4 separate regions of the Mus musculus genome follow, and all the other regions are linked to region 1. The links are chromatin loops, found by intact Hi-C in ENCODE. Cell type or tissue: heart. All regions are shown on one strand. Region 1 overlaps Bcar1 (breast cancer anti-estrogen resistance 1). Region 2 overlaps Cfdp1 (craniofacial development protein 1). Region 3 overlaps Cfdp1 (craniofacial development protein 1). Region 4 overlaps Cfdp1 (craniofacial development protein 1).

Region 1 (8,000 bases):
TGAACCTAGACCTGAGTTAATGAGTAAAACCAAGCAACTGTACAAACACTACCAAATCCTACACACCCTTCCCCTGCTGAGGCACCCAGAGACTTAAATACTTGTGCCTCCCCCAGCCTTTTTTTCGAGACAGGGTTTCTCTGTGTAGCCCTGGCTGTCCTGGAACTCATTCTGTGGACCAGGCTGGTCTTGAACTCAGAAATCCGCCTGCCTCTGCTTCCCAAATGCTGGGATCAAAGGTGTGCACCACCACTGCCCGGCTCGTGCCTTCCATTCTGCTCTCCAGCAGCTATGGGGTAGGAGACTGGGCACCCTCCATGGGGCTCCTCGGTGGCAGATCTCGCAGGCCCAGCTCCTCCTTCACATAGGGTAATGAATCTGAGGCCCACATTCCTATGCACAGTGGTTTAAGCTGAGACCACCAGGATGCCAACCATATACTCTGGCCTTCCCTCTGGGCCAGAGGCTGCCACAACTCCCAGCACACTGTTGTAGGTCTCAAACCAGCTTGTTTAACCTAGGGAAGACTCTTTGGGTGTCCCAGCTAAGTCTGATAAAGACTGGAAGGTGAGGTTGTTTTGTGCAGTACCTTGGCTTGTAAACTTTCTCCTTGGGGTACAGGAGACCCAGAAGGTATCTCGCTGCTCTGGGTCTCAGGCCCTGAATCTATAACATGCTCCCAGGCACAAAGGACACTGCCTGGCCAGACCAGCTCCCTGCCTTCCCCACAGTCCCTTGGGCCTTGATTTTGTTCTGAAGGGACCCACATTCTGGGAAGAAACTTTACTGTTCATAACTCTTCACCACGTCTAGTCACTTTGTTGGGTCAAAGACATCCACCTTCCCACCTAGAGGCAGTCTCAAGCATTTCTGTAGGCTCCTTTGCATTTTTAAAATTTTATTAAATGTAGACTATTAGTCAAATGATTGGAAAAATCAATAGTGAAAAATAGTTCTTTAGGGTTTTTCTTGGTGCAGAGGTGTGCACCACACTGTACTTGCCTGTCACAGGGAGCCCTGAGGTTTGGGGCCCATGTGCACCAATCCTGGTGATCCCCAGCCCACGGTACACTCCTACTGGGCTCCTCAGCTTCTCCGAGGAGGCATCCCACATCCTGCCTTGATATAAATATGTACAAATCCCTGGACAGTTGAGGGCACCAGGCCCAAGGCAGAGCTGGGGTTACCTGTCCCCAAACCTGCAGGAGCTCCGTTTTCAAGAGGAATGAATGCTGGGTAGCTCAGAGCATCGCTGCCCATCCCCAGCCTCACATCCTGGTCCTCTGCTCTCAGGCAGCAGCTAGCTGGCCCAGGACGCGGCGGAACTGCTGAGTGCTGTGGCCTAGCTCCTTGACCCTGTCCACCATGTCCTGGGCAGCGGAAGGGGATGGGTACTGCAGGGCAGCAGCCTTGGTGGTGGCCACAATGCCACGCAGGAGGTCACACAGCAGATTGCTGTAGTGGGTCACTTGGCTTCGGACATCAGCTGCCTTTGCCTGCCGTGACAGTGTGTCCCCAATGAACACAAGCTTGTGGGCACTGAGAATGACAAACTTGCTGTGTGCCACAAAGATCTTGGGTGGTTGGTTGGTGGCCACCGCAGTGAAGAAGGCGTCCACTGCATCTGTCAGTGTGGTCAGGTTGGCCTCGCACTGCTCCAAGTAGAAGAGCAGCAGCTGTCGGTCTGAAGGCCCCAGGCCCCCTGTCCGGCCCGGCACCAGGGGCTGGGCTGGTGTCCAGTTGGCCAGGTCGTGGTCTATTGGACGAGACACCTCCTGCTCCAGTCGCTCAAACTGTTTCAGCTGTGGGAGGCAGGACAAGGTTAGGCTCTCGGCAGACAGACACGTGCAAAAATCTGTACTCATGACTGCAGAGTACTCCACCAAAGTAGAGCGAGCACCAGTATCCGCAGCATCGCCACTTGAGGACATGCTGGGAGTGCACAGGAAAGACAGCATCACCAGCAGCAGCATTGCCAGCGGCTTCAAACGTGGCACTCCATGGCTACACATGTTCAGCTATTTCAACTATGATTAGGGAGGAGAATTCTGCCACATATCCTGGCTGGCCCTGAGTGCTGGAATTACAGGTGTGTGCCTGGCTTATTTTAATTGACATGCATTCCTTGTCACCTGCTATGTGCCACGCACATCCCAAGCAGTTCACACAGGACTCATTTACTTCCACCATCACATCTGGGAAGCACCTACCAACCGCAAGCCCCCCAGTGAGCCGCCCAGCTCAGGGGTCAGCCACCCCTGGCCGCCACCCCTGGCCTTCCTTCTCTACACCTGGACGAGGAGCAGGGAGAGAGGTTTTCATATTGACTTTGTGTTGTTATCTTCACAATCAAAACTGAACTTCTTTAGTATTTTTCAGAAATACTTTCTTACCCTGAGAAAGGATTCAAAATATGTAGAAAACTGTGGCTAAACACAGCACTGTTATTTGTAAAGAGAACTGGATGCAATGTAAACATTCAACAATAGGCATTATGTGGCCTATAAAAAGGAGTTAAGAACAACATTGGCGGAGAGTGTGACAGCTCACAAGTGTCATCTCCAGCATGCACAGGGAGGCACAGTTTGTGAAGAGCAGCTGACTAGTGGGAAGTCAGCGTCTGTGACTCTGGCTGCCAGTGTTTAGTCCTACAGTGCTCTGTGCTCTCTACGAGGTACGTTACTGACACTAACTACATCTGTGTTTTACTGCTGTGCCTGTAATGAATCAACTGCTACGGCCTCAGCTCTCTGCTGACAGCTTCAAAAAGAGCCGCATCAGACTGAGTGGGTGGTGCCCAGCCGTGGTCCCAGCCACTCAAAGAGGGTGCAGTGGGAGGTGTTGAGCTCCGGAGGTTCAAGATGAGGCAACACAGCGAGACTGACATCTTTAATTAGCCAGAAGCCAGCGATGGCCATGATGCTGGATGGTGACTGGCTGGACAGAAGGCAAACAGGGCTCTATCCCTGGTGGGTATCACTGTGAGAGATGAAGAGCGGAAGCCTCACCTGCTGCAACTCCAGTTGGCCCTTTCCCTGCCGCATGATGTTACCCCTTTCTAGCAGCTCCTTCTGGGTCTTCTCAAATTCCTCCTTCCCCTAAAGCAAAGAGAAGACCTGGACTGAGAAGTCTCTTCTGGGACAGAGGCACTAACTAGCAGGTCCCACGGGTGCAAGGGCTGGAAAACCACCAGGTGGCAGTGCAGGTGCACCAGTCCCAGGAAGAGGAGGCTTCTAAAGGGAGCAGCTTGGCCCAGGAGGGCTCCCTGGCACAGGATGCACTCACTCCACAAGGCCATGGCCCTCCTGGGATGGCTCCCGTACCTGAAATCAAACCCAACCTCTGCCCTTCGCCCACATACGCAGGTGGGATGCAGTTGTCTCTTCTTACCCACCTCCCCATTCCCCTTGTCTACTCCCCTGGACCCCAGTGTCTGTCTCCTTGGAATGACTACACCCAGAATGAGTTACATCTATGGCCACCACAGAAGCCCATCCCCAAGGCTTCTGGAGCCATCTGGTTAGCATTTCAATCCTCAGGGACATAGCCATGTTGATTATCAGTCCAAAAATGGGGCAAGATACAGGGAGGGCACTAGGGTTCACCAGTGGCCACTCCTGGAGTCTGAATTCCCTCTGACCACAGACCTCTGTGTGTGGGATGAGAGGGGGATTGAGGTATTAGGGTCCTCGCAACAACAGTAGCAGAATCAAGAGCTCTTGGCACTGGGCAGGGTGAACACCCACCTGCAGATGGACGTAGTCATAGTCCTCCATCCAACCCCCTTCACTGTTCTCATACTGGCCGTCTGGAGAGTCCTGGGAGGTGAACTTTGGAGGTGAGGGGAGAGGGCGTGACTGGATGCTACTGGCTTTATCAGTGGGGTTTGGGTGCAGGGAGCTGCTTCCCTCAGGCCCTGGGCCAGGGGCTTTGGTCCGTCTGAAAAGCAGCGAGGCATTGCCATGCAAAAAGGAAGCTAGCTGCTTGGCATCCTCGGGCACAGCCCGAGAGCAGGCCACCAGGCGGTCCAGGTCTTCCGGAGTGAATCCTGGACTTCCTCGGCCACTGTCAAGGACCTGACCGTGGACCACCAGTGTCTGGTACACATCCTCCATCTTCTGTAGTTGCCGGCTAAGCTTGGCATGCAAGGTGCGGTCAGAAGTGTGGGTGGCATTGCTCACAGCTCCGCGGGCGAACTCCAGGAGCTCATGGACTGCCCCGTGAACTGCCGCCACTGCGGCTTTCAGGTCCTGTGCGGGAGGCTCCTGAGGCTCAGAGGTACCACGCCAGCCCCCAGGCCCACTGGCACTGCCCACCAGGTCCAGAAGGTGGGCTACGGTGGTGCTCACGCCTTGCTGCAGCCGAGCCAGGGACTCCACAGCAACCTCCAGTTCCAGGGGCTCCCGGCCTGGCACCACCACCTCCAAGGAAGATGCCGATTGGCTGCTGCGCGTGCTGCCCGTGCTAGAGGCCGACAGGCGCTTGCCATCCGTTGGGGCCTCTCGCTCGGCTGGTGGGGGCACAGCATACACACCATCGTCAACTACACTCCCATCAGCCACCTCAGGAGGGAGCACGCGCTCGCGAGGCACGTCATACAGTGTTCCAGGGCCAGGCCGCCGCAAACCAGGGGGCACATCATAGAGGTCGGGAGCAGGGGGGGGCACATCATATACATCCTCAGCTGCTGGGGAGTCGGGAGGAGGCGCAGCAAGGATCAGTGGGTGTCGGGTGGGATCAAAGGGCTTGGGCTTGGCGAAGGCAGGAGGTACATCATAGGTTTCCTCACGCAGCAGTGGGCCATCGGGCACATCCTTGCTCACAGAAGGAGGAACATCATACACCTAGGGGACCAAGTACTGGTTAAGGCCTTTGTCCATCTGTCCAGCGATGGAACCGAATGCGAGACGCAGCTGGTGCACACATCGAGCATGAGTCGTAGCTACAACGACTATGTCAAGAGCCTAGCTCTGGGCTAGATGACTAATTCATTCTCTGTGCCTGGCTGTTCATCTAAAAGATGGGAAACTCCCCCACAGTATGAGGGCTGTTTGTGTTAGGTGTAGTGTCCACCTCTTACCTGCAGACACATAGGGGAGACTTGCTACCATACTGCCAACACTGCCTCTGCCATTCTCACCACATCACCTGGCCTCGCAGGAACTGACGGACTTCCTGTTCTTAGCACTTAGCTGGGCGTGGTGTTATAGCCCACTCGGCTCTTAAGACAACTCTACATGACTACTGGTCCCTTTCACATCCCAAGTGTCCTAGTTTGGAAGACAGATTTTGTGGTTTCTTTGCTCATTCCTCTCAGAGCATATAAAACGATAAGGCCTGGCAATGGGCCATTGTTTGAGGCGCAGAAGGGCAACTTTCTTCTTAAACTTAATTTATGTATTGTATGTGTATGTCTATGCACCACACACATGCCTGGTGACAAGAGGTCAAAAAGAAGCACTGGATCACCAGCGACTGCAGTTACAGAGAATAGCCAGACACTGTATGGATGCTGGGAACTGACCCTGGGTCTTCAAGAAGAGCAAACAGTGCTTTGACCACGGAACCATCTCTACAGCCTGGGCATTCATCTGTCCCTAGAGCAAGTAAGGGCAGAGCCAGGGTCTGCAGACAGCAGCCCAAGCCCCGTGCACACGCTCAGCCTTGCCCTCAGCATCAGTGATCCTTACCGAATGATGGCTGGACGAGAGCAGGCCTTTCTCCACACTAGGGGGCACGTCATACACATCCAACAATGGGTCTCGGCCATTGGGGCCTTTGACTGCCATAGGGGGCGTGTCATATACCTGGAGGGCACAAAAGAAGGCACAGTGACACACTATCAGGGGCACCTGGTCTAGTGGATACAGTGGGTCCCAGAAACCTAGAAACCCACCTTAGGGGCCTAGGCTGTGGCTGCTGTGCTACGCAGGCCTTGGCTAGGCTGAGAAAATGCAGCTCCCAGAGCAAGGCCAAGGCCCAGTCCCCACCCTCTCCCATGCCTCTGATCCCCAATGCTTACCTCCTGGCCATACTGGTTAGGAAGCAGTCCTCGAACAGGGGGCACATCATAGATGTCCTGGGGACCTGGGGCCAGCAGGTGGCGTGGGGTGTCGTACTCATCCTGCTCCGTCTGAGCGGCCTCATACACATAGCCCTGTCCCACTCGCGTAGGAACCACCACCTGGGAACAAACAGCCGGCCGTTGTCCCTCTGGCCCTAGGATCCACCCACAGGCCCTCAGGAGATCCCTGGAGAGGTGGGTCAGGCGGCTCTGCAAGGGTGGGCGTCGAGGCCCTGCTTCTCATTCCCTGGGAGCTCCTTTTCTGCAGTGAAATGCAGGGTTTGTGAAATTATAATGACACCCCTAGGTGTTGTTCAGAGCTCCCTGGTTCTGGGCCACGAAACAGGAAGTCTCTATGGTTGGACAACCCAGTAGATTCCACAGAATAGGGTGCAAGTATGGTTACACACAGTCGACAAAATGGAACAGGAAGGGTACAAAGACCTGGCTCCAGAGGCAATGCCAGCAAGCAAGGGGCAGCCTGCACTGGAGTCCTGAGCACAGCAGGACCCCATGTCAGGGCTCCTGTGTCATGCCTGTTGGTACATATGACCTGTTAGCTGCCCTGCCCCAGAAAGTTCTGCTCAGCACGAGAATGACCTAATCACCATCACCTCTAGACTCTGGAGGCAAAGAATGCTGCCTGCAGTTGTAGCAAGCAGCCTTCCCTTGCTCACAGCATACTTGGTGGGACTAAAAGACACACGGGGCTAGAATATAAGGTCAGCTACATGGCAAAGGGATTCTAAGTGGAACCACAACCCTATGCTCTCTGTACCCACACCCATGGCTGCCTTGCCCACCTGAAAGGGTAAGCCCTCAGTGGGAATCACTGGTCAGAGAGAGCCAGCCGCTTCCTCCCCAGGGCCTTGACCCTTGGATCCATGGCAAAGCTAGGGCTCTGTATGGAGAAGAAGCAGGGTCAGGAGGTATACTCTGGGATGCTCATACACTAACCCCAGACCATGCTGTCCCCTGACAGCAGCATTCAGCCTGGTAGGGATGGAAATGGGCCAGGCAGCCTCCCCCCCACAAGATTCTCCAGGCAGGCTCAGGGTAACCTCCCCCACGGGGCTCCCTGCTCAGCCTTCTCCACAGAAAGGCCTTTTGTTTTCTAATCAAAGGGGATGTCTGGGACAGGGCTGACTCAGGGCCTCCACACACACCCTGCCTCCTTCAGGCTTGACATCCTAGGAGCCAACTGAAGCTTCGGCAGGCACACGAGTGCCATCTCCCCGTTCCCAGCCCCCACACGGCACAGGGGCACTCAGCAGACCCAGGCCTGACAACCTCCCAGGCAGCACATTTGAGCTAGGCAGTTGACATTCAGGCCAGCTGGGCTTCTTTCTGGGCTCTCCTGGCAGACAGCCTGGCAGGCTGGTATATGCGCCACTGTAGCAGCTTCAGGGTCTCCTCTGTGTGGTGTCCCTAGCCACCAATAACAGGGCCTGGGGGCGGAGTTGCAGCTGCCTCTCCAGACTCATCTCCCTGCTCAGGCCCCAGCCTTGAGTCCCCTCCAGGGTTATTTTTAGATGTTGGAACCTGCCCATGGCAGAGCAGACTGGAGCTGGAGGGACGTGGCAGGTTAGAGAAGCCTGTGGCAAGGCCTGAGGCTTCTCTAGGCCCAAAGCTTCCTAGGTGGGAATTCAAACCCCAAAGGGGCAGACAGTGCACCTCTCAGAGGCAAGCCAGGAGCACCCCTGCCTTGCCAGCAGCCATCTGGGCCTTGTGTAGTCAGAGCTGCAAGCCCAGGCCAGAGGCTCTCACCTCAGCCCCCAGTGGTTAGTCTAACGTCAAAGGGAGCTCCTATTCCTACACCCGAGTCAGGTGACAGTAAGCAGCTATGTTGGCTAGCTAACATTTTTCCGTTAGGAATTTTCTGTTAGCAAAGGCTTCGCTACTGCTCAACAGAGAAAGCAGGGAAGAAGAGCAGCTC
Region 2 (8,000 bases), 110 kb after region 1:
CCATCATAAAAGAGAAATCAGAATAGCAGCATAACCCAAAACTACCTTCTAATACAGATCCCTCAGCTAGAGGTCACAAAGGAAATATACTTAAAATGGTGGCACACAGAAAGCAAGACTTTAAGAGTAAGATCCTATCTGGGAATGGTGGCAGATGCCTTCATTTAATCCCAGCACTCGGGAGGCAGAGGCAGGTGGATCTCTGAGTTTGAGGCCAGCCTGGTCTACGGAGCGAATTCCACGACAACCAAGGTTACACAAAGAGACCCTGTCTTGAACAAAAACAAACAGATTACGATCCCATGAAAAAGCAAATGTGAAGACTAAACAGGGATTTCTAAAATATGGAAAACTCAGTTACTGAAATTAAGTTTAGATTGTGTTGAAGAAACAGTGAAGACACAGGAAACAAGCAAAAAGCAGTTCAGAAAGAATGAGCGGGACGTCAAAGAGAAGTTAACCGATTCACAGACAGAAAGGAAACCTGCTTGCCTAACAGGAATTCCAGGAGACAGAACACAAAAGATGCAATAGTCAGAATGCCAGAGAATTTTTCTAGCCAGATAAAAGTTCTAAAATCTCAGATTTAAGGAACAAAACAAAATCTACACCCAAGCTGAAAGATAATGTATCATCTTGAGTGAGCTAACCCAGACCCAAAAGGACATGTATGGTACATACTCACTGAGCAGTGGCTATTAGCCAAAAAGTACAGAATACCCACGGTACAATCCACAGACCGTAAGACGTTCGAGGAGGAAGAAAGCCCAGATGAGGATGCTTCGGTCTCACTTAGAGAGAGCCTGGGTGGGGATGGAGAGGGGGAGTGGAAAGGGATGGGGGTGGAAACAGGAGAGAAGGCCAGAGGGCCAGGAGAATGACTGGAATATGCAGCTTCTGGGGGTGAGGTGGGGAGACCTGGGATGTGAGAGACTCCCAGGGCTCAATGGAGGTGACCTTAGCCGAATCCCCAACAGTGGGGAGAGGGAACCTGAAGAGACTACCTCCACTAGACAGGGCCCAAGTGGAAAGACGGAGCTACTAACCCACTGTCAAAATTTCTGACCCAGAATTGTTCCTGACTAAAAGAAACGCAGGGACAAAAATGGAGCAGAAAGCAAAGGAAAGGCTGTCTAGTGACTGGGACAAATTGGGATCCATCTCCTTGTGGGGGAGGAGGGCATCAAAGCCTGACACTGTTACTGATGCTATGTTGTGCTTGCAGATCAGAGCCTAACATGGCTGTCCTCTGAGAAGGCCCTACCAGCAGCTGACTGAGACAGATGCAGATACAGCCAACCATTGGACTGAGGTCGGGGACCCCTATGGAAGAGTTAGGAGAAGGATTGAAAGCACTGAAGAGGATGGCAACCCTATAGGGATATATATGGCAACAGTATCAACTAACCTGGATCCCTGGGAGCTCCCAGAGACTAACCCACCAACCAAAGAGCATACATGGGCTGGTCCAAGGGCCCCAACACATATATATCGGAGGACTGCCTGGTCTGGCCTCAATTGGAGAAGATGTACCTAATCATGTAGAGACTTGAGGCCCCAGGGAAGGGGGGTGCCTGGGGCTGAGGGAGGCACCTTCTCAGAGGCAAAGAGGATGGGGAATGGGATGAAGAACAGTGGGAGGGGGACTGGGAAGGGGGGCAATATCTGGAATGTAAATAAATAAAATGATTTTTAAAATGACAAAATTAAAAGAACTTATTGGACTGGGTGCAAAGTGGGGCAGAGAGGATGAAGAACTCTGAGGTTTGGGCCCGCATGAGCAAGAGCACAGTGTACACAGGGAAGGGATGTGCGGGGGAACTGCTGGAATGGAAAGAGGCTTTTGGTTTTTGAGGCAGGTTTTCTCTGTGTAGCCCTGGCTGTCCTGGAACTCACTCTGTAGACCAGGCTGGCCTCCAACTCAGAAATCCACCTGCCTCTGCCTCCTGAGTGCTGGGATTAAAGGGGTGCGCCACCATTACCCAGTTTAAGGATGCCTTTCTTCTACAGTTCTTACTTATTCGTGTGTGTGTGTGTGTGTGTGTGTGTGTGTGTGTGTGTGTGTAGGTGTGTGCAGGTGAGTAGCGCTGCAGTGCACAGTAGGAGGCCAGGGAGCTTTGTGGATGGAGGCGGTTCTCCCTTCCACTGAGGATTAGGTGGTCAGGCTGGCATGGCAAGCACAGCTACCTGCTCAGCCACTCAGCCACCTCACTCGTCCTCAGTACAAGTTTTAATTGGGGGTTGGGGGGCTTTTGGTATAACATCAGGGCTCGCCTTATGAAGAGAAGGGAGTAAGGGACCCACCTGACACTTAAATTAACCATAGTAAAAGAGGCTTTCCTCAAACTTTTTTTTTTTTTTCCGAGACAGGGTTTCTCTGTATAGCCCTGGCTGTCCTGGACCTCACTTTGTAGACCAGGCTGGCCTCAAACTCAGAAATCCACCTGCCTCTGCCTCCCGAATGCTGGGATTAAAGGCGTGCACCACCACGCCCAGCTTCTGTAGGCTTTTCTATATCATCTGTTTTCAAAGTTTTAAATTATTTCCGGCTGGAGAGATGGCTCACAGGTTAAGAGCAGTGGCTGCTCTTCCAGAAGTCATGAGTTCAATTCCCAGCAACCATATGGTGGCTCACAACCATCTATAAGGGAGTCTGATGCCCTCTTCTGGCCTCCAGGTGTATATGCAGCTGAGCATTCATATTAAATACATTTAAAAACATTTTTTTTAATTGTTTCATCTTGCATTTACAATAGCTTTGCTTGAGTAGTGGGGTTTTGGCAAGAGCCCCGGACCATGTAACTGGATATAACGAATGCAGGTCAGCCTCGTTTTCATCCTCAACCAAAATAATTAGAACACAACTGCTCAGCCTCTCCTGTAAGAAAAATCCACAAGAAATTACAAATTTAATAAATGTGAGTCTTGCTATATGCTCATAACCATCCACAAAATAGTACCAAGATTCTTTGACCAGAACTTTGGTGAGAACATAGACACAGACTGTCTGCTCCAAGTGAACGGTGTGCTTCCCTGACATTAGAACAGATGAGTACAGCAACTTCCACACAAACACGCGGGGATGAGCAGCAGAGTATTTGCAAAGGATCAGTATTAATAACGCAGTCCCTGAGGCGGCGCACAATTTCTCTCTTTAATTTTTTTATATTTATTTTTTTCTGTTGGGGCAGAGGGAGACGATCATGAGTACCACACTCTGTGTGTGGAGGCCACTGGACGACTCGTGAGGGACACTTCTCTCATGAGGCTTGACAACAAGCACCTTCACGGCTGTGCCATGTTAGCATGTCTATCTGTAATTAACAAAAAATCTCCACAAATAAAACTGTGTGTTACAGAAATGAGAGGGAAAAATAATTTTCCAAAGCAGAGCTGAAAATAAACCAAACTGTAATTTAATATATCTAGATATATTAAAGAAAACAAAACAAAGAAATCTCTTATCAAAGACTAATTAGGCAGACAAAAATAAATAGCACCGTCCAGTCTTAGAACGGCTTGGTGTGCCTGAGTGCTTGCTTTCCCAGGGTGACTTCTGCCCTCTAGTGCATGCTCAGCGCTCACTGCTGTCACTAACCAGCAGACTTTAGTCCTCTCTAGATGATCACAGTGCTCTCTTCACAAACCATTCCCACCCTTAAGCTGGGTGAATTCTGCACGCGCAGTAACTTTCCACGCCTGCTCTACTCATGCAAAAAGGCTTGTTGAAAGCACTGCAGTGTTTTCACACCCTGAGAAGTGCAGCACAGCTCAGACCTAAGAACACAACAAACATGGTCTACAGTACAGACACACCTCTCCGGCTCTCTAATTTTACTTTGTGAAGACTTCACACACAGTTCTTTTGTTCTTGTGTTATTTTGTTAAGTCAGGGTTTGCTAACATCCCTGGCTTGCCTAGAATTAGTTGTGTGGATCAAGCCAGCATCAAACCTGCAGCAATCTATCTTCTTGCCTCTGGCTTCCAAACTCTGGGATTAAAGACTTCAGTAGCCACACCCAGCTAGAGGTCCTTTTTTTTTTTTTTTTTAAAGAACACTTTAAAAGTATGAAAGGAGGCTGGAGATGGCTCAGTGGTTAAAAGCATTGACTGCTTTTGCAGGGGACACAGGTTCAGTTCCTAGAACCTACATGGTGGCTCAAAACCATCTCTTTAACTCCACTCTCTAAGGAATCGTAACATTTTCTGGCTTCTGTGGGCACCAGGCACATGATACACAAAAACACATACAGGCAAAACACCAATAAACACAGATTAAAATTTTTAGAAAAATAGAGCTTGTTCTAGCTACTGCTAATCTACAAAGTCTTGTAGGGATATACCCTGGAGGAATGAAAACACCCAATAACAAAAAAGTTTGTACATAAATGTCCACAAAACATTTTCAATAGCCAAAAATAAAAACCACCCAAAGTCCATTAATTAGCACCCACATAAACAAAATGGAGTATAATCTTTTCTTTCTTTCTTTCTTTCTTTCTTCCTTCCTTCCTTCCTTCCTTCCTTCCTTCCTTCCTTCCTTCCTTCCTTTCTTTCTTTTCTTTCTTTTCTTTTTTTTTTTTTGGTTTTTTGAGACAGGGTTTCTCTGTGTAGCCCTGGCTGTCCTGGAACTTACTCTGTAGACCAGGCTGGCCTTGAACGAAGAAATCCACCTGCCTCTGCTTCCCAAGCGCTGAGATTAAAGGCGTGCGCCACCACTGCCCGGCTTGGAGTACAATCTTACAATTACATTAGTCTACAAAGGAGATTTAAAAAAAGAGTAAATTATAGAGAGATGCTGAAGCATAAATAAACCTTGAAGATGTTATGTTAAGAAGTCAGTGGAGCCAGACAGGGCCTGGGAGGAGCCTCAGTGGTTAAGAGGATGAGCTGCCTTTTGTTTGATTTTTCGAGACAGGGATTCTCTGTGCAGTCCTGGCCATCCTGGAACTTGCTCTTAGACCAGGCTGGCCTCGAACCTGCCTCTGCCTGAGTGCTGGGATTAAGGTTTGTCGCCGCCGCCACCGGGCTTGACTTGCTGCTCTTGCAGAACCCCGAGGGTCTGTTCTGAGTACCCACATGACAGCTCATCACCACATAGACCCAGTTCTGAGGACTCTAACAGTCTAGCTCCCACAGATACACACACGGGCAGACATACATGTGGGCCAACACTCATACATATAAATTATATAAATACATCTTCTAAAAAGAACAAAAGGAAATATTGGGATTCCATTCATGAAACGTTAAAATAAACAAACCTGGACCAGAAAGTCCATGAGTGGGTTTGGAAAGACAGAGTAACTGGTAACAGGTCTAGTGTTGTAGCTGCCCATTACGATGGATATATCCTGTGTGTATGCCACAAACTAATAAGTGGTAAAATTCAAATTGATAAATTACATAGTGTCACACTTAGTCTCATTAAAGCTTTTAGTTGTTTTTGTTTTGTTTTGGGCCAGGTTTGGTAACACACACCTGTAACCCAGCACTCAAAGGTTGAGGCAAAGATCACAGGCTTGAGGTCAGCCTAGCTATATAGTAAGATTCTGCAATTAAAACAAACAAACAAACAAACAAACATTCCAAGTACACACTTCTAAACAAACAATGCATTGCTTTCTTACAAAAAATCACTTTCTGATCTCTCATATCAGAGGTCATGTTTGCTAAAGTATCTATTTTCCTCTATTGTTAGTAAGTACCAATAAACTTTCATTCATGATATCCTAGACAGTTCTGTTGGGACCCTGCTGGAAGTCTTGCTTCTTGAACTGAACCACTCAAGGGACTCAGCTCTAGAGTGTATGCAGGCTTTTAATATACATTCAACTGTAAACATGTCATGGGAGAGAAAAATATGAACATATCCAAAAGTAAAACAAAAACCAAGCCTAAAAAACTAAGACAGTCAAATTCCAGAAACATTTCCTCCCAATATTGTGGCTGTTTGATTTCTATTACTTTGAGAGAAGTGGTCACTGCTCTTTATCAAAACTCAATAATTATGCTTATTTAAAAGCTAAAAATAAGCTAAGTTCATAATTACCAACTTCTGAGGGCTCTGGGAAAGATCACATTAGCTGTTTAGAAAGAAAACTATCTACAAATGTGAGGTTCCTGGGAGAGTCAGAGACAACGACAACTGACAAACCACTGGATCAAGTGTTATTTACTGCTGGTTTTCAGTGAAAAACAAAACAAAACAAAACAAAACACTGTTTTTTTCTTTTTTTTTCGAGACAGGGTTTCTCTGTGTAGGCCTGGCCATCCTGGAGCTCACTTTGTAGACCAGGCTGGCCTTGAATTCAGAAATCCCCTGCCTCTGCCTCCCAAGTGCTGGGATTAAAGGCATGCGCCACCACTGCCAGGCTCAGTGAAAAAATCTTATGTAGTCCAGATGGACCATAGACTCACCATGTAGTCAAGGCTGGCCTTGAACTCACAGATCCTACTGCCTTCACTTCTAGATACTAGGATTGCAGTCCATTATCCAGTCCATTATCCAATTTGAGACTTAAATCTTCATACGGATCTATGACAAATCTTTTGTTTTTGGGACAAACACTGCCTAATCTGATACCACCAGGAGGTTGTTTGAGATTCAACAATAAAGCCTTTTTTTCTATGTCCAAGAGGCAAGACAAGATAAAACCACATGGGAAAAACAACTCAGTGCTTTTCGCAAGGACTGTGAGTTCCAATGAGACTAACGGGGTAAGTAACGCATGTTAGAGTGGAAGAAAAGAGCAAGTGTGGGGTTGAAGCCCAGCCAGCTGGTGTAAGCTAGATGCAGAATTCAGTGCGCAGAGGAAGAGAGAGATCAAGAGGCTTAGATGATGAAGCCACAGGAATTTAGACACAGTAAGCATTGTGCACTGCGCTACCAAATGTAACAGCCTGATACTGTCCTCTAATTAAAAGAGGGTTTGCTCCATTCCTGACACACAAACGCTGGCTTTTTATAGCCTAAGCAGCAGGCTATTTTAAACATGCAGAGGAAATGCATTTTCAGTTACAAACATTGCACCCTGCATCTGTCCATATTTGTTACTGAAGGACGTGCGACAGGATGTTTTACTCGTCTGCTCTGGTTTTCCTGTGTTGCTGAAATCTGTTTAGAGAAAAGGAAAACAGTTTCTATAAACTGAAGCCATTCCCAAAGGGGTTGGGGGAAGCAAACATTTTACTGTATTACTTTTCTCTTATATATTAGATGACTCCTGAAAATTCTTCCCTCGAAAAGACCTTCCATACATGTGGGATCTGTTGCAGATTCTCAAGTTTTCAAGGATAAAAACCGTCTACTTTCAATCACCAAAGCAGATGACTTCCTTTGGCATTCCAAGCAGTTTTCTGACACAGGTCAGAAAAACAAGCAGACTGCCCTGAAGGGCCACTTGAGATTTTAAATGTCCCATACTCCTGCGCTTTTACTCAGACACTTAGATATTCTATACTCTAGTATATTCCACTATAGCTTTCACAGTCAGAGCTCATTTTCCCCCTGTGTAAGAAAGTCACTAGAATAGCTGCCAGTGACAGCACCTTTCCCCAGCTGCCCTCTACCCCAGGAGCTCTTCCGTGCAGCCTGAGGATGGCTCCCTCCTCCTGTAGTCACCCTTCTCAGCCCTTTTGTCAGCAGAGCCTCCATGTTGACCCTTGGCTATGCCAGGACTGTACAGCTCAGGTTTGGGAGGAATCCTCTTCAATTTAAAGAGACTGTCCTATGCTGATGATATCCAGTCAGCCCAGATTTGTTTAGAAAGAGTCTGCTTAGCCAGTCTTCAGGACAATCAATACCACTGATATGTAACAAAAAAGGCAGTTAGTTAGCAGTATCTGAGAGAGGCCTCTCTTCCTTTCACCCCACTCTCTGGGTCTCCCTGGAACCATTTCTCACATAAATAAATGACTTGAATATACCGTTGTCATCAATTCTGCTAGGTAAGTGTACCCTCACTTACAATGTACACCACTTTAACACCATTATTCAG
Region 3 (8,000 bases), 51 kb after region 1:
TTCACACCACTGACTAGCACACATTCTAACACAGCTGTTCTGGGAAGGGGCACTTGGACTGGCCCAGTCTCTGCAGCATCCTCAGCCAGCCCTAAACCTGCCTGTGTGCGCGTGCGTGTGCGCTCTCGCGCTCTAGTGTGCACTCACGTGCTCTAGTGTGTGCTTGCGTGCTCTAGTGTGCACTCACGTTGTAGGGAGGCTAGAGGCTGACATGTAACATCTTCTTCCCCAGTTTCTTCCCACCTTAGTTTTGGAGACAGCCTCACTGAACTTGCCAACTTAAAAACAGCCTAGCCACTGGGCTCCAGAAACTGCCTGGCCCTCCCTCCCTCCCTGTCTGTCTGTCATACTTCAGATCCAGATATGAGCTGTCTTACCTGGCTTTTATGTTAGTGCTGGGATCCAAATTCAGGTCCTTTTGGTTACCCATTGAGCTGTCTCCCTAGCCCCTCAGGTCTGCTTCTGAAATTTTAAAAATTTATTTTAATTTTATGTGTATGAGTGTTTTATCTGCACGCTATGCCTGTGTACCACATGCATGGCTGGTGCCTGCATAAGATCCATTAGAGTTACAGACAATTGTTAGCCTGTATGTGGGTGCTGGGATTTGGATCTGGGGCTTCTGATCAGCAGCAAGGGCAGATAAGCCATCTCCTTAGCCCCTCAAATCTGCCTTCTAAAGTGTGAGTGCGTGTGCGCGCGCGTGTTCTTTTAGGTTTTAAAGACGTGGTTTCTCTATATAGCCCCTGGCTGTCCTGGAACTTGCCATGTAGACCAGACTGGCCTCAAACTCAGGGAGAGCCACCTGCCTCTGCCTTCTCAATACTGCCACTACATCTAGCTACCTTTTTTGTGTGCTTTTGTTTTTTCAAGACAAGGGTTTCTCTATGTAGCCCTGGCTGTCCTGGAATACTGCACTGTCAACCGCAATGGCCCCAGACTTAGAGATCTGTCTGTCTCTGCCTCCTGGGTGTGCTAGGATTAAAGGTGAAAGGTGTGCACAGCCACTGACTGGCTCCTAGCTATATAACTTTTTTTTTTTTTTTAACTTTTATGCCAGGCAGTGGTGGCGCATGCCTTTAATCCTAGCACTCGAGAGGCAGAGGTAGGGGGATTTCTGAGTTTGAGGCCAGCCTGGTCTACAAAGTGAGTTCCAGGACAGCCAGGGCTACACAGAGAAACCCTGTCTCGAAAAACTAAAGAAAAAAAAAAAAAAAAAAGAGGTGAAATTAACAGAACAGAAAACTATTTGATAATGGGGATCAAAGTTCCTTGTTATGTGACATCCTCACAATGATGAACATGAACACGTGTGTTTTCAACCATCATCACTGGGACCTCCTTAGGTCTCTTCTTTCCTGCTCTGTGCAAGGCCCCTGTGTCCTGTGTACTGAGGTACATACATGAGGCCCCCTCACTCTACTGAATCACTGGTCATTGCTTCTTTCACCACAGCACATCCTTTGGCTGAGGCCTGGGTAGCAGAGTTTAGAAAAGAAAATTTAAAGACACTCACTGTGGTGCATTTCTACTTTCAGTCGAGGTACCTGAACTCTCTCCCGTCCTCTTTCCCCCTGTCTCCAGCTCTCTTTTCAGTTTCCTGAGTGCTAAGATCACAGGCATATGCCTCCACACCCAATTCTGTCCTTTTTCCTAAAAGCAGGAGATGAGAGTCTCTGTGAAATGTATCCTTCCTATATGAGAAGCAGCCGTTTTTAATCATCAGTATAGACCAAGTCTGGACAAACCCTTAACCCTCCATCACTCTCCACCCAACTCTACCTAGCCCAGGCCCCTCTGCCTTGACACACGGTCATAATTTAATTTTGCTCCAATTCAGTACTTAAGCACTTTCTTGGGAAGTCACATTTTAAGGCATTTTTTCCCCATTTATTTGTATTTGTGCATGATGCATGTGTCATATAACATGCGTGGATGTGTCTTGTCGGTAAACAACTCGTAGAAATCAGTTCTCTCCTTCTATCATGTGGACTCCTGGGGATCGAACTCAGGTCATCAGGTTTGCTGGTAAATGCCTTTACACACCGGGGCATCTTGCACATTTCTTGTGAGGACTTCCATATTCATGTAACTATAGCATCTAGAACTTGAACGTACTTCCTCCTTTGCCCTCCTTTAAATCTAGTCTACTTTAGTTTCACAGGTTTAGTGGCAGACCCTGAAGGTAGAGAAGAAAGCTCACAATCTCCAGGTTTTTATGATTATCAGTAATTCTGGCTTCTCGCGCCAGTGCTGGTGCTTGTCTGGGATTAGAAACCCAAAAGAGGGCTGGAGAGATGGCTCAGCGGGTAAGAGCACTGACTGCTCTTCCAAAGGTCCTGAGTTCAATTCCCAGCAACCACATGGTGGCTCACACCCAACCGTAACGAGATCTGGTGCCCTCTTCTGGAGTGTCTGAAGACAGCTACAGTGTACTTACATATAATAAATAAATAAATCTTTAAAAAACAAACAAACAAAAAAAAGGAACCCAAAAGAGTCACATATCACCTGGTGGTGGTGGTGCACGCCTTTAATCCCAGCACTCGGGAGGCAGAGGGAGGCAGAGGCAGGCGGATTTCTGAGTTCGAGGCCAGCCTGGTCTACAGAGTGAGTTCCAGGACAGCCAGGGCTACACAGAGAAACCCTGTCTCGAGGGGAAAAAAAAAAAAGAGTCACATATCAAAGGCAGTTCTGCTCAAGACTTAGGCATTGCTCAAGTGTTCTTCCTTAATCTTGGCCTTCTTAGGAGGGGCCAGGTACATTAACTGCAGGAACTCAGTTCCTGGAGGGAGGGTCTCACTCAATACAACATATAAGGTGGGCAGAGTCAGTACTCATGCCTGACAAGTTTTTGAATCGGAGGACTCTAAAGCAGGATGCAGTGGCACTAAGATACTCTCCTTAGCGTCCCAGTCTCACCCTCCTGACTCCTGAGAGCCAGGCAACATCCGGAAGCTCCTACCCTTAGCATAGTGGAGTTGGAATGAGAGCAAACCTGGCTACCAGTTAGCCCAGGCAAGACTCAGGAATCACAGCAACACACCTCCTTAGCAGTCTCAGATGCTGGCCCGGCTGGGGCGGCCTCAGGGAAGTGACTCCTACAGTCTTGCCGTTGCAGTGTCAGCTGCCAGTCCCCTTCACCCCAGACATGCCTATATTCAGAGCTTCCTTGGCCCTGTGACACTAGTCCTTTCCCAGTAGGAATTCCCCAGCACCCACAAACAACATGGCTGCAGGAGCTGTATGAACTGAGAGGCTGTTCAGTGTGCTGGGAAGCCATGTGATGGATATGCGCCCTGGTCAGTTTCCTGGTGACTTCAGGCAAATTTCCTCCTGTGGAAAATGAGGCATCGCTAAGAGGTCATGTGCAAATAAATATGTGTGTGTGCATGTGTGTTGGAGCAGGTGACTGAGATGGTACAGTAAGGTACCATCAATGGTTTGTTGATGACACTGGGTCCTTCTGGTCTGCTGGCGCATCATTTTCAAATCACTCTTGCCTGTCCAGCTCTGTGTGCTGCAAACTATGAGCTATGTCTTATCAGTACACCTAAGTACTTCTAGCTCTTATGAGGAACTTGCCAAAAGGCACAATACTATACTCCAAAATGTTTTTTTTTTTTTTTTTTCCCTGAGACAGGGTTTCTCTGTGGGGCCCTGGCTGTCCTGGAACTCACTTTGTAGGCCAGGCTGGCCTCAAACACAGAAATCCGCCTGCCTCTGCCTCCCAAGTGCTGGGATTAAAGGTGTGCACCACCACGCCTGCTTTTCTTTCTTATAATTTTTTTAAAGATTTATTTATTTATTATATGTTAGTACACTGTAGCTGTCTTCTCACACACCAGAAGAGGGCGGCAGACCTCATTACAGGTGGTTGTGAGCCACCATGTGGTTGCTGGGATTTGAACTCAGGACCTTCGGAAGAACAGTCGGCACTCTTAACCACTGAGCCATTTCGCCAGCCCTTCTTTTTTATTTATTTTTTAGATTTATTTATTATATGTTAGTACACTGTAGCTGTCTTCAGACACTCCAGAAGAGGGAGTCAGATCTCGTTATGGATGGTTGTGAGTCACCATGTGGTTGCTGGGATTTGAACTCCGGACCTTTGGAAGAGCAGTCGGGTGCTCTTACCCACTGAGCCATCTCACCAGCCCTCTTTTTTATTTTTAAAGATTTACTTTATGTAAGCACACTGTAGCTGTCTTCAGACACAACAGTAGAGGGCATCAGATCCCATTACAGGTGGTTGTGAACCACCATGTGGTTGCTGGGAATTGAACTCAGGACCTCTGGAAGAGCAGTCAGTGTTCTTAACTGCTGAGCCATCTCTCCAGCCCCCATGCTAGAGTATTCTACTGTGTCCTGCCCTTGACAGACAGCACAGCGATCGAGCTACACACATTCGGTTTGCCTCACGGACCACAAGACAGCATAGTATCTGGAGAGCCTGTCATCTCAGTCGTCTTCCCAGTCCCAACTGTGTCCGGAGGAAGCACCCTGGTTCCACGTCTCTCCAAAGATGTCCTGGTCCTGCTGTGGTACTGGCCATCTGGCTCACTGGCCGCATGGCCCAGCTCTCATGCTCGACAGGCCTGGCCTGGCTAAGTGCTGGCCAGGGCCTCAATGTCTTTCTTTTGCCTTAGCTGTGTATATCACACTCAAGGTTACTTCTTAATGTGTCTCTGTAAGGCCCTAGAGGCCCTATGCAGAATTGTTAATTAGAGCACCAAGTTCCCCAAGAAATAGGTGAGTAGGGTACAGAAAGAGGCTTGTTTTATTACTTGACCTCAAACTACTTTAGGGCACTCTGCCCACCCCCTCCCATTAGATAGAAGGTACCAGATACTTTGGAATTCTGACACACCCACCGGGGACAGAGAGAAGACAAAGGACTGATAGGCCAGGGCAGGGTCAGAGAATTCAGGTCCCAAGAGTCTGCTCCAGGAGAGCAGCTGAACAGTGAGTGCTCTTAAACCTCATAGCCAACGGATGGGGTGGGGTGGCGGCAGCATGGTGAGGGCCCAGGAGAGCACTGGACCATTAGACCCACAAAGGGCGCCAAACCATCCACAAATAGGACTCATTCTTTATGCATCCCCACAAGCATTTCCTTAACAATTCCTAATTCCTGAATAAAGGGCACCACCTCCTATGCAAACCAAGTTCTGCCACTGTTTGAACAAATTGTCAGAAAAGAGGTTTGGGTTTTTTGTTTTGTTTTGTTTTGTTTTTTTTTTTTTTTGGTTTTGGTGGGGAAGAGAGGTTCTGGGGTCAGAACCAAGGGTCCACAGAGGAAGGCCAGGTATTGGCCAAGGTGGCTTAGTCTTTTGAAAGTGAGGCAGGGCAGCTAACAATGTGGCTGAGAAAGCAATTCCCACTAAGAACTCTGATGTGCTCGCACGGGAGTACATACTGACCAAGAGAAAAAGCTTAAAGTGGCCCACATCTGCCTCAGGGGTCCCTGTAGGTGCCCGCCTGTGTAGTTCTCCGCCTCCATTCTGCAGTCTTCATACTCAGCCCAGTGTGTGGCCAGGCAGGGCCGAAAAGATTCCTAGCGCCTCTGTGGCTTATGCCTATGAGAAAGAGTCACTTGTTTAGGGGATAACCACATCCACTTCAGGCAGTCTGTCTGTCTTGCTGGCCGTTTCTCTGTCCCCCCAACAGACAGCCCCTCTCCTGTGCTCCTGCAGGCCTGAGAGAGGGCTGTGTGCTGGGAGCCTGCTCACCCTGTTTTGGCTCAGCCTGAAGCACTTCAAAACCCTTCCTTATACAGAAAACAATTCTGTGTCTCTTGGACAACTTTAGAAAATGTTTTATTATGAAAAATTGAAGTCCATATCCACGTTTCGAAGAACAGAAGGCTGTGCACACTCCTCTCCCAGGCTCAGCCACCACCAAACACGGCCACCTGCTTTCATCTCCAAACTCCTGACTCTCCTGGGACAGCTTTAGAAAAGACTGTCAGTGTAGGAGAGGGAAACACTACATGCACACGTTTGCAGCCTCCCCTGCAGCCAGAGCGGTGTGATGACCCAGGTCTACTGTGGGGCCACTTTACGTCTTACTGATGCTAACACACATTGGTATATGCATTTGGATTTGTGCATGTACCTGAGTGTCAGTCCAACCAGTATCACCTGGGTTACATATGCCCAGCTGGGAATAGACACACCCAGGAGAAAGAGACAGCCTTTTCTAGAGAGGTGACGAACACTGAAAACAGGCCACCAATGGAAAAGACTATTTGAGGGCTGGCAGGGCTGACACTCATAGACAAGTCTCACTGATCCACTGACTTCTTAATCTCTTAGGCCTTTGCTGAGAGGAAAACCCAAGTTACCATGAGTGCATGGCCCTTTATCCTAAGGGTCGAAGAGCATCTACATATACAGGCAGAGTTGGCTCTTGAGCTATTGATGCCATGGTTGCAGAGATGGGATGCTGGGGTACACACAACCACAACACAGCATGAGAAGCATCAGGCCAGTGCAGCAGGTGACATGCCAGGCAGAACACAAGTGGGCCCCTGTCTTACAGGCATGGAGGTCCTATCCCAATGGGGTTCTGGCTGGTTCTGGTTAAAGGACCTCCTTCATCATCCAAGTCTCAGAAGAGACCATCTGCCGCAATGCCAGCTTGGTATGCTCTGTGTCCCCTGTACTGTCCTTTGCAGATGGATGTGAACAGACCAGGAGTTCAAATGTAGCTTGTAAACTTCCTTTTTGGGTAATGAGATGCTAGCCATCTGGTGTCACCAATTCAGTTTTGGTTGCTACAAATACTGCCCCCACACCCAAGGCCTAGATAGGAAGCCCACTGTGACCTAGTGTTCTTTGGCCTTAGGCTGGCATCAGCTCACTTCAGCCCTCTGAAAGACTGATGTGACTCACGCCATCCACAGGCCAGAAAACAAAGCTGTGGTAAGGCCACAGAGCTGGGTCTGAGCAGGAAACAGAATGCTGTCTTTGAAGCCCACTTTCCCCAGTCCCCATGCTCTTGGAACAAGCGATGGACTTTAATGTGTTCAACGCTTCCTAGGCAGGAAGTCTGAGTGGGGAAGTCTCCTAAGGAGCAGAAAGAACATGAGGTCTTTATATACTCCCCATCCCCATTTCTCAGTCTCCAGCCCAGGCTGGTCTGGAGCTATGTAGCCCAGGCTGCCCTCAGATTTGTAGCAGTTCTTTGCCAGTCTTCCATTTGCACTGGGATTCTAGGTGTGTGCAGCATTACTGGAAAGAATGTCCCTTGACCAAAACCTGAAGAACTACTGAGGTAGAAAATATATCTGAAGTAGACTGTTTTTTTAAGGAGAAAGGGGAATAGGAAAAGACAAAAAGCCACTTAGCGTTAATTTATCCCAATGTCCCCACCTTACGAATCTCACACAAGAGAGGAGCTGAATGCATTGAGAACAAATGCCCAGAGACTCAGTGTTAGCTGCCACCCCAGGAAGCCCCCGAGGAGTCTCCAGGAAAGGCTGACTTTAAAGAGGCTTGTGACCATCACAGACAGGTCTGAGATGTGGTGGCTGGGCCTGCTGGCCTTCAGCCTTAGAGGCAGAGCACAGGGAAGGAGCACGGCACCCTTACTCTCACCAACCTCACAGAGGGTTCTGTTTGTTTATTTAAAAGACAAATTTTAAAAAGGAAAATGAATGAAGCCAGGTGAAATTAACATACATTAAACAAACTGCAACGTAGAAAAAGGGACTTGCTGGAAACATGATGAGGAACACTGGAAGTATTTCACAGACACTCAGAGGAGCTCACATTGTCAATAGGATTCAGCTGCTAGGAATCCTTCCCAGAATGTCAAGGTTTCATTTTGCTCAGCCTGAGATCTCGCTCAATTTCAAACTGCCTGTGGTCCACTCGATCCAGAAAAGCTTTCCGCTCAATGTACCTGGATAAAGACAAAAACAGTGTTAGTACAACCTGGCAGGAGAGGCCTCCCGGCATGGCTCCAACCCCAGGGTAAGTCAGGTTTGGGCAAAC
Region 4 (8,000 bases), 99 kb after region 1:
ATGAACTAAGTCTGTCACTTCAAGAATGACTGATAGCACTGGTTGCCAATGGCAAACTGTGAGCTTTAGCATTCTGAAAACTTTGTACATAAGACTGTGTGCTGGACAGCCTCCCAGCACTTCAGTTTTCTGAGGAAATTGGCTGTATAATAATCAATGTTACTTACTGAAGCTATCCAGTGATGTCGGCCAGCATCAGAAGAGCAGCACAGGACAGCCAACATCATCATCCAACCCGCCAACATCATCCAACCCGCCAACATCATCCAACCCGCCAACATCATCCAACCCGCTAACATCATCCAACCTGCCAACATCATCCAACCCGCTAAAATGCTCCTTTCTCAACTACCTGGCTGCAGAGAGCAATCTGTCAGGGCAGATCACATGCTCACACAGATGTGAGGCCAGCTATGCCATAGTAAGCCAGACATTAAAGAGGTGTACAACAGTGCTGTTTTTTTTCTAATAAAAATATATCATGTTAACATGCAACAGACTTATTATTATTATTAAAAATGAACTGCAAGCTGAGCATAGAAGCAAAATGAACAAACAGGAAAAGTTATCAAATATTTAAATTTTCTCTCAAGTCTAATTTTATTTACAATAAACAACAGATTAAAACTCAGCCAAGGGCTGAGAGAGGGTTCAATGGTCAAGAGAGCATACAGCTTTGCCAAATGACCTGAGTTTAGTTCCATTACCTGGGCGGTTCCTCCATGCACACCTGCACACACCCACAGACATATACATAATTAAAAATAATACAAATAAGATATATAAAGCCTGCTCAGTAATTCTGAAGAGTGGAAAGAGGCCAGAAGAACAAAAAGATCAGAACTGCTGATTTAGAGCAATGTGCACATTAGCTTCTCACACATTAGCAGGGGAAGCCAGGTTCTATTAACAGGGAATAATTCACACCCGCGGTTCTAAAATAGCAAAGCTCTGTGGAAACAACTATGCTGTTGATTAAGTGTTAGATTCTAGTCAGTGCATTAGCACCAAGCTCTGCAAAAAGACCCAGGGGAGGAGAGGGAGGGGGAGACAGGAAGGACAAAATGGCCATTTTGAAAACCACTCAACCAGTCCTTCCTGCAGTATCAGCGGAGTTATAACCTGTAAGCTGTCATCACTATACCAAGACTAACCTCTAGCACTCACCTTCTGCCAGATTCTCCTACAAGGGTTAACAGCCAGCAAATCTAGACAGTCAGGACCATTAAAAATTATGTTTTGCAGGACCAGAGAAATGGCTCAGTGGGGAAGAGCATTGGCTGGAGCCCTGTGTGGTGGTGTAACACCTTTAATCCCAGCCCTCTGGGGGCAAAGGCAGGTGGATCTTCATGAGCCTAGTCTACAGAGCTAATTCCAGGACAGCCAAGAGAACAATATAAAAGCCTGTCTTTAAAAAAACAGCCAGGCAGTGGTGGTGCCTTTAATCCCAGCACACAGCAGATTAGTTCAGGAGATATGGCAAGACTATCTAAGAAAACAAACAAACAAACAAGCAGACCACCACAGTGAATCTGAAGTGAACCTGGGCTACATTGAGACCCTGTCTCAAAAAACAGCAAATATCATCAAAAATATTAAAATACTTATTTTGTGGTTAACCTACCTCTCTTCCCACCAACCCCGCCAGCCCATGCTCCACTTTGGTGTGCTGGGTCACTCAACTCAGGGTTTTGTGAGTTAGGCAAGTACTCCATCACTGAGCTGCAGCCCCTGATCATTCCCACACCTCTTATTAAATCAAATAGTAGATGTTTTCTGAGAGGAGGTCATCTTTTCAAGAAAGATTCCTTTGTGTAGCCCTAGAACTCACTCTGTAGACCAGGCCAGCCTCAGACTCACAGAGATCCACTTGCCTTTGCCTCTCAAGTGGTGGGATTAAATGTGTGTGTGCCACCTACACCCAGCTCAAAGAAGTCATTTTAAAGAAGATATACAAAGAACCTTGAACTGAGAGTTTCAGACAGGTATCTGTTGTCATATGGGCTCTGGAAATTGAAATTGTGTCCTCTGGATGAGCAGCCAGTGTTCTTTTTTTTTTTTTTTTTTTTTTTTAAAGATTTATTTATTTATTATATGTAAGTACACTGTAGCTGTCTTCAGACACTCCAGAAGAGGGCGTCAGATCTTGTTACAGATGGTTGTGAGCCACCATGTGGTTGCTGGGATTTGAACTTCAGACCTTTGGAAGAGCAGTCGGGTGCTCTTACCCAATGAGCCATCTCACCAGCCCGCAGCCAGTGTTCTTAACTGACATTCCATCACTCCAAACTCAAACTAACTTTTTCTTAAGAATGGGTTGTGCTTGTAGAATTTTATCCAGTAGTTAGTAACTGCATCAACAGCATAACGTTTTAGAGACAGGATCTCATGGAATTAGACTGGGCTGGCCTAAAATGTATGACCCTCTTGCCTCACCCTCCTGCGTGTTACGATTACAAGTGTGTGCCATCCCAACCACCCAGCTGACTTGTTTTTATATTAAGTAATATTACTTTGATATTAATATATATTTGGAAGTAAGTTAACAAGTAAAGATATGGTTGGGCCATGTATAGTGCTGCATGGCATACTGATCTGAGTGTGAGCTCAGCCTGGGCTCAGTGTTGTGAGACTGTACTCTAAAATAAGAGCTGTGGGTATAGCTGAGAAGTAGCATGCTTGCCTAGTCTAAGTAAGGCCTGGATTCAATCCCAGTATGGGGGAAAGGCACTGTTAAAGTAGGTATGGTTTTGCTTTAGAAAATATGCTCATTTGGTTCAAGAAAATGTGCAGCACAAGAAAAGCCAGTCTTCGCCCACAGCACAACTCTGAGTACCATCCATAAGACTACCTGTAGCTCTTCATTTCTTCCCTCACAAGCAAACCTGTATTGGTGCTGGGTAGGGTGTGGCTCTGATGCTTTGAGCAGGGAGTCTGGGTGTGAAACTGAAGGTCCTGTTCCTTAATTGGTTCTTGATCCATCAATAAAGATGCTAATGACCAATGACTAGGCAGAAGAGGAGGGGCTTTCAGGTTCCCACAGGCAGGCTAGATAGAAGACTAGAAGATGCAGGAGGAGAATGGATTTGCCCTGCTTCAGAGAGAGAGAGAGCCACCAGCCATGAGAGATCTCAGGTGGAGTGGCCATTGGCTGCTTTCTCGCCTGGGCCTGGGGTAGCAGACAGGAAATTAGAAACACAAACTAAGCTGAGGGCAGATTTAGGGTGCTGAGCAAGGAGAAGGTAACCAGGCAACTAAGCTGAGGGCAGATTCAGAGGTGTTGAGCTGGCACTGGAGGTAAGGACACCAGGCTTAGAAGTGCCCAGCCATTGAGCTAAAAAGCATATTAAAAATGTGTGTGTGTGTGTGTGTGTGTGTGTGTGTGTGTTTCATCTGGGGTGGCTCCGGGGCTGTGGCTGTAGTGCAGTGTGCCCGGAGCTTAAAGTTGGGTAGCAGAAGCTACAGTGCTGTTCTGTCAAAAGGAAAAGAGTCACTTACTAGGAAACAGTTGTTTGCTGGGGACCTTTATACTTTTGTGTGAGTGTATTTTGTTGTTGTTGATGTTTGTTTGTTTGTTTGTTTGTTTTAAGCAAGGTCTTATTGTGTCCCAGGCTGCCCTCAAACTCAGGTCAATTCTCCACTGAGGGGCTTCCAGAACGCTGGGATTGTGAGCCTGAGTCATTAGACACAAATCCCACTTCCTTCTGACAGCAAACCTTCTATCCCACAGGGCTGTTTTATAGATAAGTGCTAACTAATTCTTCTTTTAAACAAAGATACTACATGGAAGCAGAGGCAAGGGCAGGAGCCTTCTCAATGGACCTCAAAGGCTGCAGCAAAAGGTCCAGCTGAGATTCTGTTACTATGGCAGCCGTGGGTCTTGAGGCAATGAACAGTCTTACAGTTTATGTGCAAACTGTTGGCTCTGAAATCCAGCCACTCGACTTCAGCAATCCAGTGGCATGTCAGCTACAATACTCAAGAATCACAAGAAGACAGAGCACCAGGCCCCCTGTACCCAGGCATACAGTGCTTGGTAAAATGTTCTGCATAACAGCTCTGACAAAGCTAAAGACTGGAGAAGGAAGAGAGGGAGGGAAGTGTGGGGCGGGGGGAGGAAGATGTTCACTGTGTTCATCTAGGAAAAACCACTTCAATGCGCTGTGCCACCCCCACCAAGTGACCACACAATCTTTAGAACAGAAGACATCACACCTTAAGTGAGCCGAGAAGCCACTTTCCACAGTTAACCTGAATGCTCATCTGGGACCTATGCAGAAAGAAGAACAAAGGCTGGGAGCATTGTGACCCACACAAAGGGCTGCAGCCCAGCCTGATGATGCAATGTTGTAATTTCAGCATTTATCAGGCTGAGGCAGGAGGACTTCCTCACATTTGAGACTAGCCCGAACTACACAGTGAGTTACTGGTTGGCTTGGGCTAAAGAGAGAGATGCTGTCTCACAAAACGAAACAAAACAAAACAAAACATCAAACAAATCAACAAAGCACCACGCCCACAAGCATCACTCTATCACTTAAAGCACCTGTTTGCCAGAAGATAAAGCTTTTATTTAATAATTAACCCTAAAATGGCCATTAATACACAAAGCAAAATATTCAAAAGGTATTTGAAATGGAGTCTGCACTCTACTCTCTGTTGCCTCTGAACCAGCAAAGGACCCTTTGCCTTCAATGAGGCCTCCAAGAGCTATCACTAAACCTACTACAGTTCTCAGTGTTGCAGGGACCTACAGAGACCTCACATCTTTCCAGGGAGTTGAAAAGGTTAAAATCCTTTTTGTGACAACAATTAGACAATATTTCCCTTTTCCTCTTACAAGCTATGCTGGCATTTTTCACAGAGCATATATTATAACTCTGACATCTAGTGGAAATGCTAGGTAGCTGTGAATGAGCCATCCTCTATGCAAGCAGATACTAAGGAGATTTTAAAAATATAAAATTCCACATTTTATACTAGAGTCCTTTCTGCTTTACAAAATATACACGAAATTATACTAGCCACATTAACAAGGGATGAGTTTACCATTTTATTACAAAATAATCCTTTAAATTTTCCCATTTTAACTTAATACAGTAAATGTCCTAATAGGTGCCCTTAACAATCTGAATCTGAATACAAAGGAGACCTAAGAACAGTTTGAGAACACTAACCTAAGCACTTATGTGTGCATACACACATTCATTCATTCATTCACAGTGTGTGTGGAGTGTGTGTGGAGTGCAAGTGCCTGTATATACAGGTCAGGGGACAACTTCAGGTATCTGTCCTTATCTTCCTGCCTTGTTTTGAGGCACAGTTCTTCACGGGTTCTCCAGTCCAGACGAGCTGGGATTATAAAAGCATGCCACTGTACCAGGCCTTCCTTCCTGTGAACCCCCAACTCCAGTCCTTATGCTTGCCGAGCCATCTCCCTAGCCCCTAAGCACTGACAACATGTATGCTAAGCCAAGAGGCCTCACCTGCCTGTAATCACAGCACTTCAGGGTAGAGGCAGGAAGATCAGCAGCCCTAGGCTAACTTGAGCTACAAGAGACTTTGTGTCAAAACACAAACGGTGAGCATGGTGGGGCAGTACTTTAACTCCAGCACTGGGGGGGCAGACCCAGGTGGATCTCTGTGAGCTTGAGAACAGCATGATCTACATAGTGAGACTCTGCCTTAAACAAAAACAAACCATCCAAGAAAGGTGGCAAGATGGCTCATTACAAGATGCCATGTAAGCCTGGCAACCTGAGTATGGCCCCGTGTGAAGGTGGAAGGAGAAGTGACTTCTGAGAGTTGTTGTGAGTTCCATAGGTGCACGTGCACACGTCGCATCACACACTGAAACAGACCGGAAGTTACAACAGGTCGGTTGGGTTTGGGTTCTTTGTTTCAGTTTTGGTTTTGAGACTCGGTTTCTCTGTATAGCCCTGGCTGTCTTAGAACTCACTTTGTAGACCAGGCTAGCATCAACTCAGAGATCAGCCTGCCTCTGCCTCTGCCTCCGCAGTGCTGGGATTAAAGGCATGCGCCATCAAGCCAGGCCATTTGTTCATTTTTAATGCTGCTAAACACTAGTGCCTACTGCCTCGTTTCGGTAGTGTTTATGAGGGTTTTTTAACAGGTGCTGTGAAGGAAACCACTTTTACCAGTAGCTACACAGTGCTGTGCATTATTTGGCCGTAAACACAAGTTGTAAGGCGGAGGCTGCCGTGTTGCTTCGCACACTATCTTAAGTACTCAGGTTTTCAATGTGTAGAGTTACTCTAATCTCAAAAAGAGCTTATGCCATAAAGCAGTAGCTTATGTGCTTGAACAGCAAGGTCAAATGTATTTCTATGACGGGAGAGTACAGAGAGAAGTGACTGTGACCACAGTAACCTGTTTGGACTGCCCTCTCAGACAATAGGAACGCTAGCTAATGGAGGACCAGTAAAGTAACTCGAACACGGCTACAAATGAACAGAGAAGGAAAGGCAGTGCGGGGTCCTTAGAGTGTTTCAGTGTTCTCTAAGTACAACAAGGCCAATCCAGTAGGAAGAGGCTGGAAACACTAAGCACATGGGTTTTAATGTAAATCCCACAGACATGCTAACTCTACTCCCAGTTTTGTGATCTAATGTTAACTAGGAAAACAGGAAACTGGGGGAAAAATTCTTTCTTAAAATTAACATGTATGGGGCTGGAGAGATGGCTCAGCAGTTAAGAACAGTGGCTGCTCTTCCACTTGAGTTCAGTTCCCAGCAACCACATGGTGGCTCACAACCATCTATAAGGGGGTCTGATGGATGTCCTCTTTTGGCACACAGGTGTACATACAGAGCATTCATATACATAAAATAAAAATAAATCTTTTTTAAAAATGTGTATATGTGGTATATGATGTGTGTGCTGGTAGCTCCCACCCCCACACCCCCTTATCTCCTTAGAACATGGTTTCCCTGAACCTGAAGCTCACAACTTCAGGTAGGCTTCCTTCCAGGGTCTGTGTGTCTCTGCCTGCCAATGCTAGGTTACATGGCATCCGCTTTTATATGGATGCTGGGGGTTCAGATTCAGGTCCTCAGCCTTAAGGAACAAGTGCCCTGACCCGACCCACTGAGTCAGCTCCCGCCCCCTGCTTTAGCCCAGGCTAGAGGCTATTATGTTGTCTAGAGTGACCCTGAACTCTTGACCTTGCTACTTCTACCTCCTGAGTGCTGGGGCTATAGGTGTACAACCACGCCCAACTACAAAAATAATTCTTTACAGTTTAAAAAAAACTAAAGTTACATTTATTTGTGTGTATGTATGTGCATGCACATGAGTGCGTCTGTGCGTACCACAGCAATATGTAGAAGACAACTGGCAGGAGTCAGTTACCCTCCTTCTCCCATGTGATTCCTGGGGATGGAACTCAGGTTGTCAGGCTTGGCAGCAAACCCCTTTATCCACTGAGCCATCTTGCTGGTCCAGAAAAGTACTTTCTATTGAGCTCTTCTGGACCAAAATGTGTATTAAGATACTCTATCTCATTTTACTCTCACAACAGTTCTAGGATGCTAGGAGTTATGATTTCATCTTTTCATCTAAGAAATCAAGCGAAGTTGAACCAGCCAAGTCTATCCAGTCCAAAGCACAAAAGTTACACTCTCCCTTCTTCTTCCAAAGGAAGCAGCAACACCATACTCTTCCCTCTACTGTAAAATCCAAGAGGCCCACAACAACAGCTCCGAGACTTCAGTCTAGAGAGCGACAAGGACTAAGAACCTAGTGAGTAAGACTCACCACTCCAGTGGCAGCACCACTTGTGTGTGTGTGTGCACATGGCTGTCTTACACTGAGGGCTGGGAACACATCCGTGCTTACACGACGGTTGCTGATCAACCTCAGTAGACTAGTCAGCTGGCTTCAAATACACAGATAAGTTCTCTAAGGAAGTAATGCTCAATTACCTACTGGATCCAACCAGAATCAGAACACATGTTAGAAAGAACACAATCTCCAGCCAG

Evidence for each region. Hi-C counts contacts between places; a loop is a spot of excess contacts. Peaks named below come from ENCODE experiments on the same cell type or tissue, not always from the same donor. Only the 100,000 strongest peaks of a DNase experiment are listed, where the experiment ranks them.
Region 2: it touches region 1 in a loop (4-fold over the local background); 24 of 42 quality-filtered maps call a loop at or near these places.
Region 3: it touches region 1 in a loop (2.3-fold over the local background); 3 of 42 quality-filtered maps call a loop at or near these places.
Region 4: it touches region 1 in a loop (4-fold over the local background); 18 of 42 quality-filtered maps call a loop at or near these places.

What each region holds. Positions count from the first base shown.
Region 1 is chr8:111,709,593-111,717,592 of GRCm38, forward strand. It overlaps Bcar1 (breast cancer anti-estrogen resistance 1), which reads right to left. Exons shown (of 7, transcript NM_009954.3): 3 at 6,023-6,184; 4 at 5,691-5,807; 5 at 3,747-4,844; 6 at 3,009-3,098; 7 at 882-1,802. The coding sequence ends at 1,290. Among named protein-coding and RNA genes, the nearest start is that of Ctrb1, 23 kb to the left of the region's middle. RefSeq lists an enhancer at 6,613-8,000. In heart, CTCF peaks have their summits at 3,187 (motif pointing right) and 6,087 (motif pointing right); DNase peaks (open chromatin) are centred at 2,849, 3,239, 7,159, 7,549 and 1 weaker place; H3K4me3 peaks cover 1,108 bases; H3K27ac peaks cover 2,601 bases.
Region 2 is chr8:111,821,855-111,829,854 of GRCm38, forward strand. The region is part of intron 5 of Cfdp1 (craniofacial development protein 1); the gene reads right to left. Among named protein-coding and RNA genes, the nearest start is that of Cfdp1, 28 kb to the right of the region's middle. In heart, CTCF peaks have their summits at 2,673 (motif pointing left) and 3,561 (motif pointing left); no DNase peak of the experiment used is centred here.
Region 3 is chr8:111,760,880-111,768,879 of GRCm38, forward strand. It overlaps Cfdp1 (craniofacial development protein 1), which reads right to left. Exons shown (of 7, transcript NM_011801.2): 7 at 5,803-7,908. The coding sequence ends at 7,818. Among named protein-coding and RNA genes, the nearest start is that of Gm39252, 10 kb to the left of the region's middle. In heart, a CTCF peak has its summit at 3,868 (motif pointing right); no DNase peak of the experiment used is centred here.
Region 4 is chr8:111,808,162-111,816,161 of GRCm38, forward strand. The region is part of intron 5 of Cfdp1 (craniofacial development protein 1); the gene reads right to left. Among named protein-coding and RNA genes, the nearest start is that of Cfdp1, 42 kb to the right of the region's middle. In heart, a CTCF peak has its summit at 4,897 (motif pointing left); no DNase peak of the experiment used is centred here.